Linked DNA regions of Homo sapiens: regions 2 and 3 are each linked to region 1. A link is a contact called in ENCODE Hi-C or POLR2A ChIA-PET data. All regions are on one chromosome and are shown on one strand. The core of a region is the stretch at or near the end of the contact, and the rest is flanking DNA. Distances in the headings are between cores, read along the strand shown. Region 1 holds the start of SLC4A7 (solute carrier family 4 member 7). Region 2 overlaps AZI2 (5-azacytidine induced 2). Region 3 overlaps CMC1 (C-X9-C motif containing 1).

Region 1 (4,591 bases), core at 1,694-4,193:
ATGAATATTAATTTGTTCTACTTTTTTGGCTATGCTGAGCAGTCTGCTGCGAGTTAGAGTTATGACTGATGAATATCATGATCTCTCACTTTTACGACTTTTATTTACCAAAACTGGGTGAGCGAAGATTTAATTTTATCAACGCCAATAGTTCCTCTTTCCTGTTTTCAAATCAGTTCAACCTACAGCTTTACTATTCTCCCATTCTATTCGTAGACTATATGCTAGTTTACTGTATTTGATTTCTATTATTGATTTATATATGTTAACAGTAGCCAAGCCTTATCTTCTCAAAGACTTAGGAGGTTTACCCTTCTAAAGTGCTCCCCTACCACGTCATTAACAGCAGTGTTTAATAATTCCTTTGTCATCTGTCTCCCAACTCAAATATCACTTCTATTAGGATAGAGTTGGGTAGGGTGCCATGGCTTACACCTGTAATCCCAGCACTCTGTGAGGCCGAGGTGGGTGGATCACCTGAGGTCAGGAGTTCGAGACCAGCCTAACCAACAGTGAAATCCCATCTCTACTAAAAATACAAAATTAGCCGAGTATGGTGGCACATGCCTGTAATCCCAGCTACTCGGGAGGCTGAGGCCGAAGAATCACTTGAACCCAGGAGGCAGAGGTTGCAGTGAGGCGAGATCAGGCCATTGCGCTCCAGCCTGGGTGACAGAGCGAAACTCCGTCTCAAAAATAAATAAATAAATATTAGGATGGAGTTGGTTCTGCCTTGTTGGCCACTACAGTAAATAGTGTAAATAATAGTTTAAATAGCATAAACACTAGTCTAAATAAGTGTTATTACAATGAATGAATGAATAACTTGGAGGGCAATGGCCTTATCACATGCTTTCTCTACTAGCTAGGCAGGCAATATTTGAGAACACACCATAGTTTCTATCCAGCTCCGTGAAAACTCGAATGCACTTTACTGCTCAATTGAAAATTTGCAAATAAATTTAAGAACAGACAACATCATACTTGAAATACACAGAGAAAGTACTATAAAACAGTTTATTCAAAGGCTACACAAAGAATTACAGAAGGCCAGGCGCGGTGGCTCACGCCTGTAATCCTAGCACTTTGGGAGGCCGAGGCGGGTGGATTGCCTGAGGTCAGGAGTTCCAGACCAGCCTGGACAACATGGCAAAACCCCGTCTCTACTAAAAATACAAAAAATTAGCTGGGCATAGTGGTGCGTGCCTGTAATTCCTGCTACTCCGGAGGCTGAGGCGGGAGAATCGGTTGAACCTGGGAGGAGGAGGTTGCAGTGAGCCGAGATCGCACCACTGCATTCCAGCCTGGGCGACAGAGCGAGACTCTGTCTCAAAATAATAATAATAATAATTACAGATTATTTAGGATGAGTTTCCAGTATTCCATTACCATCACTGTGAATTATCTTCCAATAACCACTGCTAAATGACTTCACTGTCTGGTGACTGAGTTTTCTTCTATGTTAGAGAACTTATATGAACGTACTGAACTAATGAATGACTACTTTCCATAACCTTAACTATAATCCTAAAAGTTAAAAGGGAAAGCCGGCAGGCAGTTTTAAAGACAACTCTTGAATAAAAACATAGGAGAAGTAATTTTCCTCTTAGTTGTGAAAGACCGGACAATTTTCCCTGCAACCTTCCCGCCTTTGCTGGTTGCATAGTAAAAATTAGAAGTAGGAAAATTTAGAATACTTCCATCTCCTTTGAGTCACGAACTTGGAAAGGAGAAAGAGACAACTGCGGGGACGCATGTGCTCTAAAGAAAGCAGGAAGTCCGCTTCTTGAGCATGGGCCGTTCACCCATCATCACAAATGGGAACACCGGCCTTAAGTCCATCCCCATTCTCTTCTAACCCTGAAATCAAAGCCAGTCTCAGTAGGAAACGCGATCTTGCTAGCTGAGTTAGAGAAGGAGCACCAGACAGCTCAGGACACCCTCCTCCTTCTACTTGGCCTGCGGCAGGAGGATACTCCCCGGGTCCCAGCCAGTGGAGAAGGCGGACCCGGCAGGCAACAGCGAAAGAGCCTTGGCCGGGAAGGAGCGCGGCCAGTCCACGCGGCCGGAGAACTCACCGAACAAAGCGCACCGCGGAGCGGGAGGGGACACTCGGAAAGAGGGGGAAAGATTCAACCAGCTCTTCACCACTGCCTGGGGCTAGAGACAGGTGGAGCCGCCGTCCTCCTTAGAAGGAGAAGAAAGATAGGTTTTCGAGGGCTAATCTGAAACTCCTGCGCCAAGGCAACCGGAACCGGGACCCCGCCTGGGGAGCGCGCTAAGAAACAGGGGAGGCGAGCGCTGAGGGAAGGGATGGATGGTCGGGGTCACAGGCGGCCTCTGCGGGGATGTCGGGGTCCCGCCTGAGCCGCGCAGAGGATGCCCGCGGCGCGCCGCCGGCCGCCCCGACTCGGGCCTCCCGAGCGCAGCCGCTGGCCCCCTCCCACCCGCGCCCCAGGCCGCCACACAAAGGGGATGGCGAGGCGCGCCGGCCGCCGGGAGGTGGAGGGGCGACGGGCCTGGGACGAGGTGGCCGAGCCGCGACGCCCGCCGCGCCCCCCGCCTTTGTCTGCCTCGCCCCGCGCCCTCCCCCTGCGGAGGAGCCCCACCGCCGCGGCGCCCTCACCCTGCTCGTTACCCGGGTGAGTAGCGGTCTCATCTGCTCGCCGGCCCCATCAGCCTCCATGGCCGGCCGGCCAGCCCGTGACGGCCGCTACGGTACTGCCCCGCGCGGTCTGCCTGCTTCTGCCGCTGCCCCTGCCGCCGCCGCCGAGCCCCCGGCGCGCGAGGACAAACGTGGGTGCGTCCGTGCGCGAGGTGTGCGCGCGTGGGGAGAGCCGGGCGCCGGGCGCGGGAGACGCGGGGCGTGCGTGTGCGCGCTGCGACTGCTGGGCTGGCTTTAGTAGGAGAGCGAGGCCGCGGCGTGGAACCTGAAGCTAGAACTGAGCGAACCGGCGGACCGAGCGGGAAGGAGGAGAGCCGCGTAGGAGGAGGGGTTCGGGGGCGGAGCCGCAAACCGTGACGAGCCCGGCGCCGGGGCCAGGCAAGACACGCCCCCCCGCCCCGCCTCCTCGGGTCACGCCCCCTGCCAGTCTGGCACCGCCAGCCTCCTCAGCGCGCCCGCGGGCCGCGCCGCTAGGCCACCGGGAGATGGGGCGGGAGGGAGGCGGGACGGACATTTGTCCCAGCCAATCGGCGGCTGGCGGACTTCCGCTCGCCTCCCCCGTGCCACCTCCTCAGGACGCACCGCCCCTCTTTGTATAAGCTTAATTGACCGAAGCTGAGCGTCTAACTAGTTTTTCAAGTCGGAAGCTCCCCTGACGTTCTCAATGGGGTGGGGGGTCACCACCTCCCTTGGCTCCTAACTACATTCTTTAGAGGCTGCAGGGAAGGAGGACGCCACCTCTGTCAAGGACGCCCAGGATAACCCTCCGAAGCAACTAACGAGTCTTCACGACTCCTGGAAGTTTCTTTTCTGTCAATCCAGTAGGCACGAACCCCAACTCAGGGACCGTGAAAGATGGGGTACACTTGACCAGGTGTCCTCCTGTGCTTGCTCGCCCACTGAGCACCACGACAGCTGCCACTTTTTTTTTTTTTTTTTTTTTTTTTGAGACAGAGTCTTGCACCAGCCCAGGTTGGAGTGCAATGGCATGATCTCGGCTCACTGCAACCTCCGCTGCCTGGGTTCAAGCTATTCTCCTGCCTCAGCCTCCTGAGTAGCTGGGACTACAGACGCGCGCCACCACGCCCGGCAACTTTTTGTATTTTTAGTAGAGACGGGGTTTCACCATGTTGGTTAGGCTGGTCTCGAACTCCTGAGCTAAGGTGATCCACCAGCCTCAGCCTCCCAAAGTGCTGGGATTACAGGCATGAGCCACCACACCCGGCCAGCTGCCACATTATTGAGTCCACCCTGTAGGCCGTCTCTCAAATATCCCTTCTGTAACGGGATGATTGTAATACCTGCCATGCAGGCTCATTGAAGGATTAAGGGGATTTATATTCATAAAAGTGCCTGGCACATAGCATGCTGATAATTTTCATTATTGTTAACAGGTTTCTCTTGAGTGTTTCATAAAGATGAGAAATTTGGCCGGGCGCGGTGGCTTACGCCTGTAATTACAGCAGTTTGGGAGGCCGAGGCGGGCGGATCACCTGAGATCAGGAGTTCGAGACCAGCCTGACCAACATGACGAAACCCCGTGTCTACTAAAAATACAAAAATTAGCCAGGCATGGTGGCAGGCACCTGTAATCCCAGCTACTCAGGAGGCTGAGGCAGGAGAATCGCTTGAACCCAGGAGGCAGAGGTTGCAGTGAGCTGAGATCACGCCACTGCACTCCAGCCTGGGTGACAGAGCTAGACCCTGTCTCAAAAAAATAAAAAATAAAATAAAAAAAGATAAGGAGAGGTTTAGTTGGGAAGAACTGAAGCCATGCAATGGAAGGATATATAAATACATCAGCGGATCCAGAGCTCACATCCTATTCATCTCCAACTGGGTATTAGTAAAGCTTTTTGTCAGCAATAGGTAGCTAGGTATGCTGGATGACTCATTCCTTCTTTGGGCCCTAGTCCCCTTTTGTCC
Region 2 (4,591 bases), core at 671-3,170, 840 kb after region 1:
TGTCTGCAGAATGGATATAGAATTCCTGTCCCAACTATGTCATAGAGCTTTTAAAAGATGAAGAACTACATATTTTTAAAAGTTGGAAACTAATACAGTTAAAATACAAATAAAGATCCTGTTCTTGGCTCTTATTGTGGCTGGAGAAGGATTGCAGACTGTTCACATGTCAGTGGGGACTGAGACAGTTCTTAAGTTTTAGCATTTTTTAGTTAAATATAATATTCCTTTGCTCAAACTCTTTGTCCACAGGCAGTCCAAAAGCAAATTTTTTAGAAATAATTGCATTTTTAATTGGTGAGACCCAAATGAAGTTTTTATATATCAAAGGCTTTTATGGATAAAGCAGTTTAAATAAAATTTGTGAAATCTTGTTTCTTGTAAAACACAGCAAATGTTAATGCTACTGTGGTCACAATGTAGGTAAAGTAAAAAAAAAAAAAAAAACAGCCAAAAAAAAAAAGTTTTGTACAAATGCAATGGCCTAGAAAAAGACTACTTAAAAGCTATTATTTCACCACAGCCAGCACATTGGTAATACAGGTTTCTCCACTCCCTCCAGCTCAGCCTACCAGTGTGGAAAGGTAAGTTTATCCTTAGCTCAAGAAGGATGGCCAAGTGTAACTAAGGCTTGACTTCATGTAATTTTAGAAGAAACAGATTGAACGACATTATAAAATAAGTTCATTGTTTTTCCTGGGAGGGTGGATATGGATGGAGGAGAACTGGAAGTGTAGTGTTTGGCTTTGGAAAAAAGGTGATACAAAGGTCAGGAGAAAGGTGGTTCTAGTCTCATCTCTGTACTCCTCAAAGCAATGAGTTCTGTGTAAGGAGTGGTGACCTTGAGCCTACCACTGTCATAGGAAAAGTGCTAGAAAACTTATGTTCCAAAGCACCGAAAAATATTAATCAGCTAGGAAGGAACACAAGGATGAGCCATGTCCAAGTATGAAAAGAGCATTGCTCCTTTATTATTCTTTGGTAGTTCTATTTATCATGTAAACAAAGCTACATTGAAAACTCAATGCAGAATTACTCTGTGAGTCCCTTTATAGAGAGATCTTATTTGTACATTCAACCTTTGGTCTCATATATAACTCTGACCACTGGAAAACTCAAGGACAAAGTGAACCAAAAATTAAGCTGGACTTGCTAAAACACCATACTATTTTCCCTGATTTATATGTAACCAACTCTCTAAAAATGAAAAGGAGTTCTACATTCAATTTTCCTTCCCAAAATTTAACATTTTTCCTCACTAATAAACACTCCTGAGGAGAACTATTTATGACACAATCCTCTTGTGTCCTCTTTAAGACAATGTGAAATATAAATAAGTAATTTTAAACTAGATGGTGATAATCTTTTATAAAAAGTCCTATCTCATTTTTAAAAAGTAAATTTTAGGGCATTCAAATTTGTATCACACAACTTTTCAGAAATATACCTGTTATGTAATACTAGGTACAAATGTACTGATTTTTCTCCAAGGTATAAAAATAGCTTTGGCGAAAGTAGCTACTACTAGTTAACACAAAACTCAAGAAGTTAAATCAGTCAAGCAGTTAAATATGAAAGGCAAAGCAATGAAAATTTTTGTTTGGTTGAAGGGCATAAGGGGAGAACACCTAGTCTTCGTTGTAATCAGCTATATCCTTTATGGAAAGAAAAGCTTATAAGAAATGCAAAAACCCAAATAATGAATCAAAGTTTGTTTTCTTTTTCAAAACAACCTAAAAAGCTAGGTGTTTGGTGTATTCTGTAGCACTGGAATGAAAATTTGCTTTTGGTGTCTTTTTTTTTTTTTTTTCAAATATATGAAGTAGCTGTGGTAAAAGGTCAACTAGAGCAAACTTAACACCTCAGTCTTATACACATAAGCAACACTTGGCTGAGAAAAGCCACAAGGGGAAAAGAATACAGTACTGAAGAAAAAACACATCAGCAACACCTTTATGTGTGAAGTTGACCAGTATGAGACTGAAGCCAAAGCAGAGAATGGGTAGGCTGCGAATGTACTATATATACTTTGGCTTATCAATCTCTCATTTGATGAGATTTTGATAAGATATGACAGCTAGTTGCTCTTCAGGCAGTTTGGCTGGAATCAGTGGTTTCCGGTAAACAGTGACTTGCCTTTCTTGATTGCAGTTGAGGTTTTCAGTTTTCTTAGTAGTTCAGCTTGTACTTGAGTCACCAGATGTAAATTAGACATTTCTCTCTTCAGTTCCCAGTATGCATGCTGCATATTATCACTGAAATAAATTTTTTTACAAAAAGTTAATACTCATCATTCTTTTTTAGACAAAAGGGAATAACTTTAGAAATATGCAGATCAAGTTTCTGCTCCAATTAGTTTTGAGATGATGTAAACTGAAAAAAACAATTGAAAGATATTTAACTAGGGCATTAATAAGTGAAAAGATCTTGAAAGAATAACACTGTCCATCTGATATGTAGCAATTAACTATTATATTAAACGGTATAATAAAAATAAAATTATAACTGATAAGAGCTTCTTGCAGAGTCTCAGAACTGAGATTTCATTTTAGGCTGTAATGTGCAGCTATTAATTAGTAAGTAGTAAGAAATACATTCTTTATTTGCAAATCTGATTAAGAGTAAAGTTACATTCATTCAAATATGGATCAATTTGTATTTATCTTTTGATTGTTTTGACACTGTGAATTGAAATGATATATCAACTGCTGAATATATATCCAAGTCTACATTAAAATAAAATTTAGGTTTCATGCATTACATTCTTTATGTTTGACTGGGCTGTCTCATAATGTTGGTTCTAAACCAATGTGACATGACAGCACAAGACATGAAGAGCCAGATGATTTCCTGGTAAGGAAAAAGAAGCTAGAGAGGGAAGATTATATGAAACAGAAATAGAAACTTCAAAAATGCCTCTCCTGTTTTTATAATTAAAAGTATTTTACCTCAATTATCTAAGAAATTATAATTAGTGATTTTAAATCTAATTTTTATAGATTTTGTTTTCCATTAAACATTCATATTCAGACATTCATGATTTTCTTTTTTTGCTGCTTAATTGCCAACTAAATGAAATTAAAATCTTCAGCACATATTCTCATTTTGTTGTACAGGAATATCACAAAATATTAAATGTAAGACTAAATCTTATAACATTAAAAAAAAATTATTACCCCTTAGATACTAGTGTAATTTTAATAGTACAGAAATCAAACTAGACAAACGTGTCACCTTATGCTTCAATTTTTGTGTTGCCATAAACACTTAAACTTCAAAAGGATAACATTTTTGAAATCTAATATCTCAAATTACAGAATATAGTTTATATTTAATATATAATATATAAAATATTTTGAATTCTGTAAGGTGAAATACCTTTTTGTCAATAAACTTTACACTGCTTTTCAGAAAAATCTGCTTTAGTCTGTTGTAAACATCATTTGTTAAGTTGTAGTATATTAGAAATCAGAGCTCTTTGCAAGTTTTTAATAGGTGTCAAATAATTAGTTCACAAAATTAACCATGTCTACTTCACCAAAAAACATCTGAGTTGTTTGCTACAATGAATGTTTCACATAGGAACCTGTCTTAAGTGTGAAGAGAGTTGTTGGTTTCTTGGTACAATTCTAGGCATTCAGTATGCTTTCCGAAGAGTTACTCACATTATATAGCAGTAAGTGTAAACACTGAACATGTGCTAATTCATTCATTCAGTCATGGTATGAATAATACAGCTTAAAAATAGTTTATTATTGGTGCGAGACAGTAAATCAGTGCCTGTTTTAGAGAAAAGAAGAGCAAATACTGAAGACAGTTCTGAGTACTAAAATACACAGCTAGGCATGGAAATAAACAATTCTAGTAACGTTTACAGTGCCTAATAAAAACTTTTCAGTTCAATTTAATGAAGACTGCTTAAAACTTAGGTTTAGTTAAAAACTAGGTCACTGAGTTTAATACACATGTAGTCTTGTTTTTTGCTCTTAATGTAACCTGAATTTAAAACTACAGATAGACAAATCTAAAATTATTACTAAGTATAGCTCTCCCTCTTGTGGATAAGAAAATAACTGCAGTTAGTGTTTCCCACTTTACAGTTAACATTAAAAGTGCTACAATCTTCAAAGTGTGTAAAAAATTATTTTAAATTCTATCTACTTGAACAAAATGTTTAAACCATTATTTAAATGATATTGGAAAAGGCAAGTTGTCATCCCTAATTTTTAGCAGGCTTCCAATTAAACCTCTTATCTAGGTATTTCAAAGACAATGTATAGATTGTGACCTTCCTATCCTCACCGCAGTTCCCCAACTGGGAGTATAAAGTTTAGTTTTGCTTTAAATGCCACACAAGCAAAATGCTAGTAATATATATAGTTGTCTATAAAGAACTTATACAACTACTTAAAATATTGAAATGTTACACTGAAACTTCTCAAATGAGAACTCTAAAAACAGATAAAGCACAAATAATGATGGCTGAGCACTTATTATATACTAGGCACTTCACCTACATTGTCACACCAACTTGGTAAAGTGAGTAACCTCATTTTACACACGAGGAAATGGGTTGAGAAGTCTACTCCAG
Region 3 (4,591 bases), core at 1,525-4,024, 810 kb after region 1:
TTACCCAAAACTGTCTTCAATATCTTTTCAATTATTTTATTAGCATGAAGACTAGTTTTTTCTATCTAGAAAATTTCTTTTTCTCCTTCTTCCCTGATTTTACCCTTATCCTAAACGTTGTTGCTAGGTAAAGCTTTTTCAATTGATCATTTTAGTTCATGTCATTCCCCACTGCTTATGATCAAGCCTAAGCTCTTATATTTAAGGTCACCTGGGTTTTTACTTCAGCTTACTTTAGTGATGATAGTCTCATTCCCTTTCTTGAATTTTCTTTTCTGGATAAATTTAAATATTTTCTATTTTCCCATAGATGCCTTAGGTAGATTTCTAAGATGTGGTTAGTATATAATAGGATGTTTGTATACATTATGGTTTTTAAAAAGACCCCTTAATCTCTTTATTGCCTTTCTGTAGGAATGTACTTATTTGTCAAGATTCGTCTAAAAATGTGGTCTCCAGAAATGAACATAGATGTGCTGTGAGCTCCTTGCAGTTGTGATTGCGACACTGATAATTAAGATTGGTTTAGTTGTTCTGTTGTACTTCATCAAATTGTTGATTCACATTGAATTTATCAAACGTCATTCTATTCTAAAATGTGAAAGTATTTTTAACTTAAATGTAGGAATTCGCATGTATCCAGGTAAATTTTACCTTTAAACATTTTTTTGCTCTGGTTGTCCATACTATTGAGAGTATTTTGAATCTCCAATCAGTTCTCTCTTGTATCTATATATGCTAAACATACCTTTAATGATTTCCTATACATCTCTAAATAGTAATTTTGTGGGAACGTTAAGTGCAGTAGTTCTATTACTTTGCATCCTTTTAATTTCATATAGTTCTGTTTTCTTCCCCGTGTCTGCCTGGGTGACATGAGAGATTAAAGACTGTGGTTGTTCTGTGTATGGGCTCAAGCTGGATGGAGGAGTTGATATTAGAGAAAAGAGAAGCTTTCCATTTGATTAAGCTACAAATAGAGGGACTTTTTTTTTTTTTTCGAGTGGCTGGGGAGGTGACAGAATGGGAAGCATCAAAGGGAACTTTGGCAGAACTTGGTAATTGAAGAGAAAACCACTGAAGAGAAGCATGATGATGCCAGGAGTTTGATTTCAAATGATTTGTAAGAAACAGTGAACCAGGACACATTAAGTTTGAGGTAGATGGTTGTAAGATATCAAGAAGATACTCATCTTTAACGAAAATTTGCTTTTGAGGCTTATGTTCTAGATTTTAAAACAAAACACACAGTCTTTTAAAAATATTCTTTCTTTTTTTGAGATGGAGTCTTGCTCTGTCACCTATCCTGGGGTGCAGTAGTGTGCTCTCGGCTCACTGCAGCCTCTGCCTCCTGGATTCAAGTGGTTTTTCTGCCTCAGCCTCCTAAGTAGCTGGGATTACAGATATCCACCACCATGCCTGGCGAATTTTTGTATTTTTAGTAGAGACCGAGTTTCACCATGTTGGCCAGGCTGGTCTCAGACTCCTGAGCTCAAGCGATCCGACTGCCTCAGCCTCCCAAAATGTTGGGATTACAGGCATGAGACACCATGCCTGGCTAAAAGTATTCTTTTTTTTAACTTGAAAACCTGTGTAGTTCTGTAAAATCTTTGTTAACTGTCTTCCTAAGACCTTTTATATTTTACATATAGCATTAAATTTGAACTATATGGATTTCAAATAAAAGAAGAGAATAATTGCTATTTTCGAAGAACTCATTTTAATTGGTTAGAGTAAATATGAAGGCAGTGATTTTTGTAAAATGGCCTTTAACATATTAATGTCTGGTTATGTAGAAAGTGCTGTAACAGGATCATCTGTTCTACTATAACTTCATGTATGCCTATTAATGATACATAACTGTGGAGCAATAATGTAAGTGAGCTCTGTCAAAAAAATTACATAAATGAATTGCAGTCAGGAGAACCTTACTCAGTGGTTATGTATACAAAATTTACCCCCCCTTGATATGAAAAAATTTTTTATAATTGCTTTATTTTCTTACGGAATAGGCTTCTAAAGTTGCGAATTGTATTATTGTTAAGTAGCAAAATTTGGGGGTAGTATTTCCTTTTTGTCATGTGAAATAAATTTTTCTCTTTTACAATACAGGACAAGTAAATTTTTGTGAAACATTGCAGATGTTAGATGGATTTGGGAGAATTTTCCAAACTAAGTGGACGAACTTATATAGCTACATAAATAGTAGTGAGTACCAGAAGTTTATTAATTTGCTTATATTACATAAAAATAAAATGCTTTAGTCATGAGTTAAAAAGCTAATGGAAACTCATGTAGGCAAGTTAAAGTCAACATAAAGTAATAATACCAGAAATCCTAAATTTGCTGTATTTCAGTCATTTTTATGAATTAAAAAAATCTTTTTAACTTGTGGTTCTTTATTTTTTCCATTTTCGCTTTAGGAAATTTGTTTGTGTTCATTGAGTTGGGTAAAATAGAAGACTTAGGTTCTTAGTGCATTTTGATATGACTCCTTCTAGATTTGTCATTCTAAAACATCAGACAGGATTCGGGTTGCCTATTACTCAGAACTAGTTATATTAGAACTCAGGCTTTGGGTATTAACTGAACCCTTCTTTCTTTGTTACCCATAGAGAAGTTACAGAGATGCTTAGTTTACAGTGCTGATCATTATTGTTATTTTTTTTAAAACAAAACAAAACAATCTGTAGACAGGAAGGAGCAAAGAATGCAGTGTTCACGCTGTGCTACCCCAGAAATACCTTTAGTGAATAATGTTTTTCTAACAGACTCATTTTAACGTGAGCTCGTTTTTACTCTTAAGTGTGTAAGCCATTTTTAATGTATGTCTTTTGTCTCCTTAGCCTTTACTTTCATTTTAGTGACATTGTGAAATTAAGCCCTGTCTGATTCCCACAAGAGTAACTTAGGTACTTTTACATTAGCGTTAGTAGCTATGCCTTCTCTTTAGACTAGGCTACCTTACCCATGTTGTGTTTAGGAATTCGTATGAAAATTTATTCTTATCTACAGTTATTTTTTTCTTCATGCCCATTTTCCTTGAAAATATTTAAAAAATATGTCTTGTATAGAATTAGAAACTTCAGTATCGGTATCACATCACTGGCTATAAAAACTATGTTACTGATTTATTTACTTCCTTTAAGTTTTTCCCCAAAAATCTCCTTAGAGGGGCCTACCTGGATGACCCTACTGAAAATGTAACCTACTAGGTCCTTCCTCCTATAACTTCCTACACCCCTTAACTTCTCTCTCTTTTTCTGTAACTCTTACCACATTGTAACATACTGCTCAATACTCCTTTTAGAATAAGAGATCCTGGTTTGTTTTACTCATATATCCCTAGAACCTAAAACAGGCTTGGTACATAGAAATGTTCAGTAAATATTTAACAAAAGAATGAATTAAGAATATACAGTTTCCCTCGGTATCCACAGGGGATTAGTTACAGGATGCCCGTCCTTCTCCAGGAAGCCAAAACCTAAATCCCATGAATACTGTATTTTTTATCTGTGTTTGGCTGTGGATATGGAACCCACAGATAAGGAATGGTATTTATTGGGGGGGAAAAACCCATGTATAAGTGGACCTGTGCAACTCAAACCCATGTTGTTCAAGGGTCAACTGTATCATCTGGGTTATATTTCTCCTATTATATAGAATAAGAATTTTCATGCCCTAAACCAGTTACTTTCAGTTTCTTTTCACCTGGTCCATAGTAAGAAATACAGTTTAAAATACAACCCTGAGTACACATACATATGAACAGATTGTTAGAAATCTGAATTACTCTCTTCCCCCAGCTGTTGTAAGACTAAACAGGCCAGGAATTATGCATATATTCAGTAAACTAGAATGTGACAGATACTTCCTATGAAAAAATGTAATGCTGAGACTCCTTAAATGGTTTGTTGATCACCATTGTAACCATGTAATATTTTATACTAAAACCAGATGACTTAGGAAATAACTTCCTGTTTGACATTAAAAAAATATGATTCTTTAGTTTTAAAGTTTATACATTTTTGAGGAAGCTCTTTTTAGCTTAATGTCAGCAAAGCAGCTGCTGCTTGAATTTACTTTCTAAAACACTGAATTATTCATTTCCATAAATAAAACTTCCTTAGTAATTATTTAGCATTAATTTATTTCTCTTTATTTCAGTCAACCCTGTTGACATTCTGTTTTAAAATTAAAAATATTCTTTGTGGAATTTAACAAATAAGACTGTGACAGCCACTTTCTTTACTTTCTTTTGTTTTCATAACAGGATTTCCAGATCCTGAGATGAGCTGTGTCTTATTATTTTTATTATTTTAATAAATGTTAAACTAATAAAATGTAGAACACAAGTAAATTCTTATTTAAAAATGTCTTCTAAGTAGCTTCTAAGATGAACTGCTATGATTATGACTTATTTAACATATATTGAATTCTAACAATGTAAACTTATTAGAAATACTTTAAATAATTATTTCATTGTATTCACCAATTGTTTAATAGAGTAATAGGGAAAAAAAGTAAGGTTTGTTGTTTTACATTTCTTGGCACTCTTCCATCTATTTTTGCAAATATGGGAATACCTCCT

What was found. A loop is a pair of places that touch in the nucleus more often than their neighbours do. ChIA-PET counts read pairs that join two places held with the same protein, here RNA polymerase II (POLR2A). Pooled maps may share reads with other maps.
Region 2: a loop to region 1 is called in a map of CD8-positive, alpha-beta T cell, with 4 times the contacts of the local background. The contact joins the enhancer-like site here to the promoter of SLC4A7 in region 1. A Hi-C loop is called at or near these places in 2 of 168 maps with a recorded cell type or tissue (CD8-positive, alpha-beta T cell and IMR-90), 2 of 37 single-sample maps with no recorded cell type and 16 of 50 pooled maps. POLR2A ChIA-PET finds 5 or more read pairs at or near these places in 4 of 52 experiments (H1, activated CD4-positive, alpha-beta T cell, activated T-cell and 1 more).
Region 3: a pooled map shows a loop between it and region 1 (2.6-fold over the local background). The contact joins the enhancer-like site here to the promoter of SLC4A7 in region 1. A Hi-C loop is called at or near these places in 4 of 50 pooled maps.

Annotation. Positions count from the first base shown.
Region 1 is chr3:27,481,441-27,486,031 of GRCh38, forward strand. SLC4A7 (solute carrier family 4 member 7) reads right to left here and starts at 2,944. Exons shown (of 26, transcript NM_001321103.2): 1 at 2,627-2,944. The coding sequence starts at 2,686. RefSeq lists enhancers at 1,683-1,742, 1,903-2,112, 2,143-2,202, 2,218-2,994, 3,473-3,602 and silencers at 2,373-2,442, 2,473-2,832, 2,863-3,342.
Region 2 is chr3:28,324,696-28,329,286 of GRCh38, forward strand. It overlaps AZI2 (5-azacytidine induced 2), which reads right to left. Exons shown (of 8, transcript NM_022461.5): 7 at 2,137-2,255. It overlaps CMC1 (C-X9-C motif containing 1), which reads left to right. Exons shown (of 4, transcript NM_182523.2): 4 at 1-447. Among named protein-coding and RNA genes, the nearest start is that of ZCWPW2, 22 kb to the right of the region's middle. Within about 2 kb of position 1,921, at least 3 of the 41 ENCODE cell types and tissues checked have a DNase peak (open chromatin) inside an H3K27ac peak, as active enhancers do; they include CD8-positive, alpha-beta T cell, where a contact is called at or near this core.
Region 3 is chr3:28,292,322-28,296,912 of GRCh38, forward strand. The region is part of intron 2 of CMC1 (C-X9-C motif containing 1); the gene reads left to right. Among named protein-coding and RNA genes, the nearest start is that of CMC1, 53 kb to the left of the region's middle. Within about 2 kb of position 2,775, at least 2 of the 41 ENCODE cell types and tissues checked have a DNase peak (open chromatin) inside an H3K27ac peak, as active enhancers do.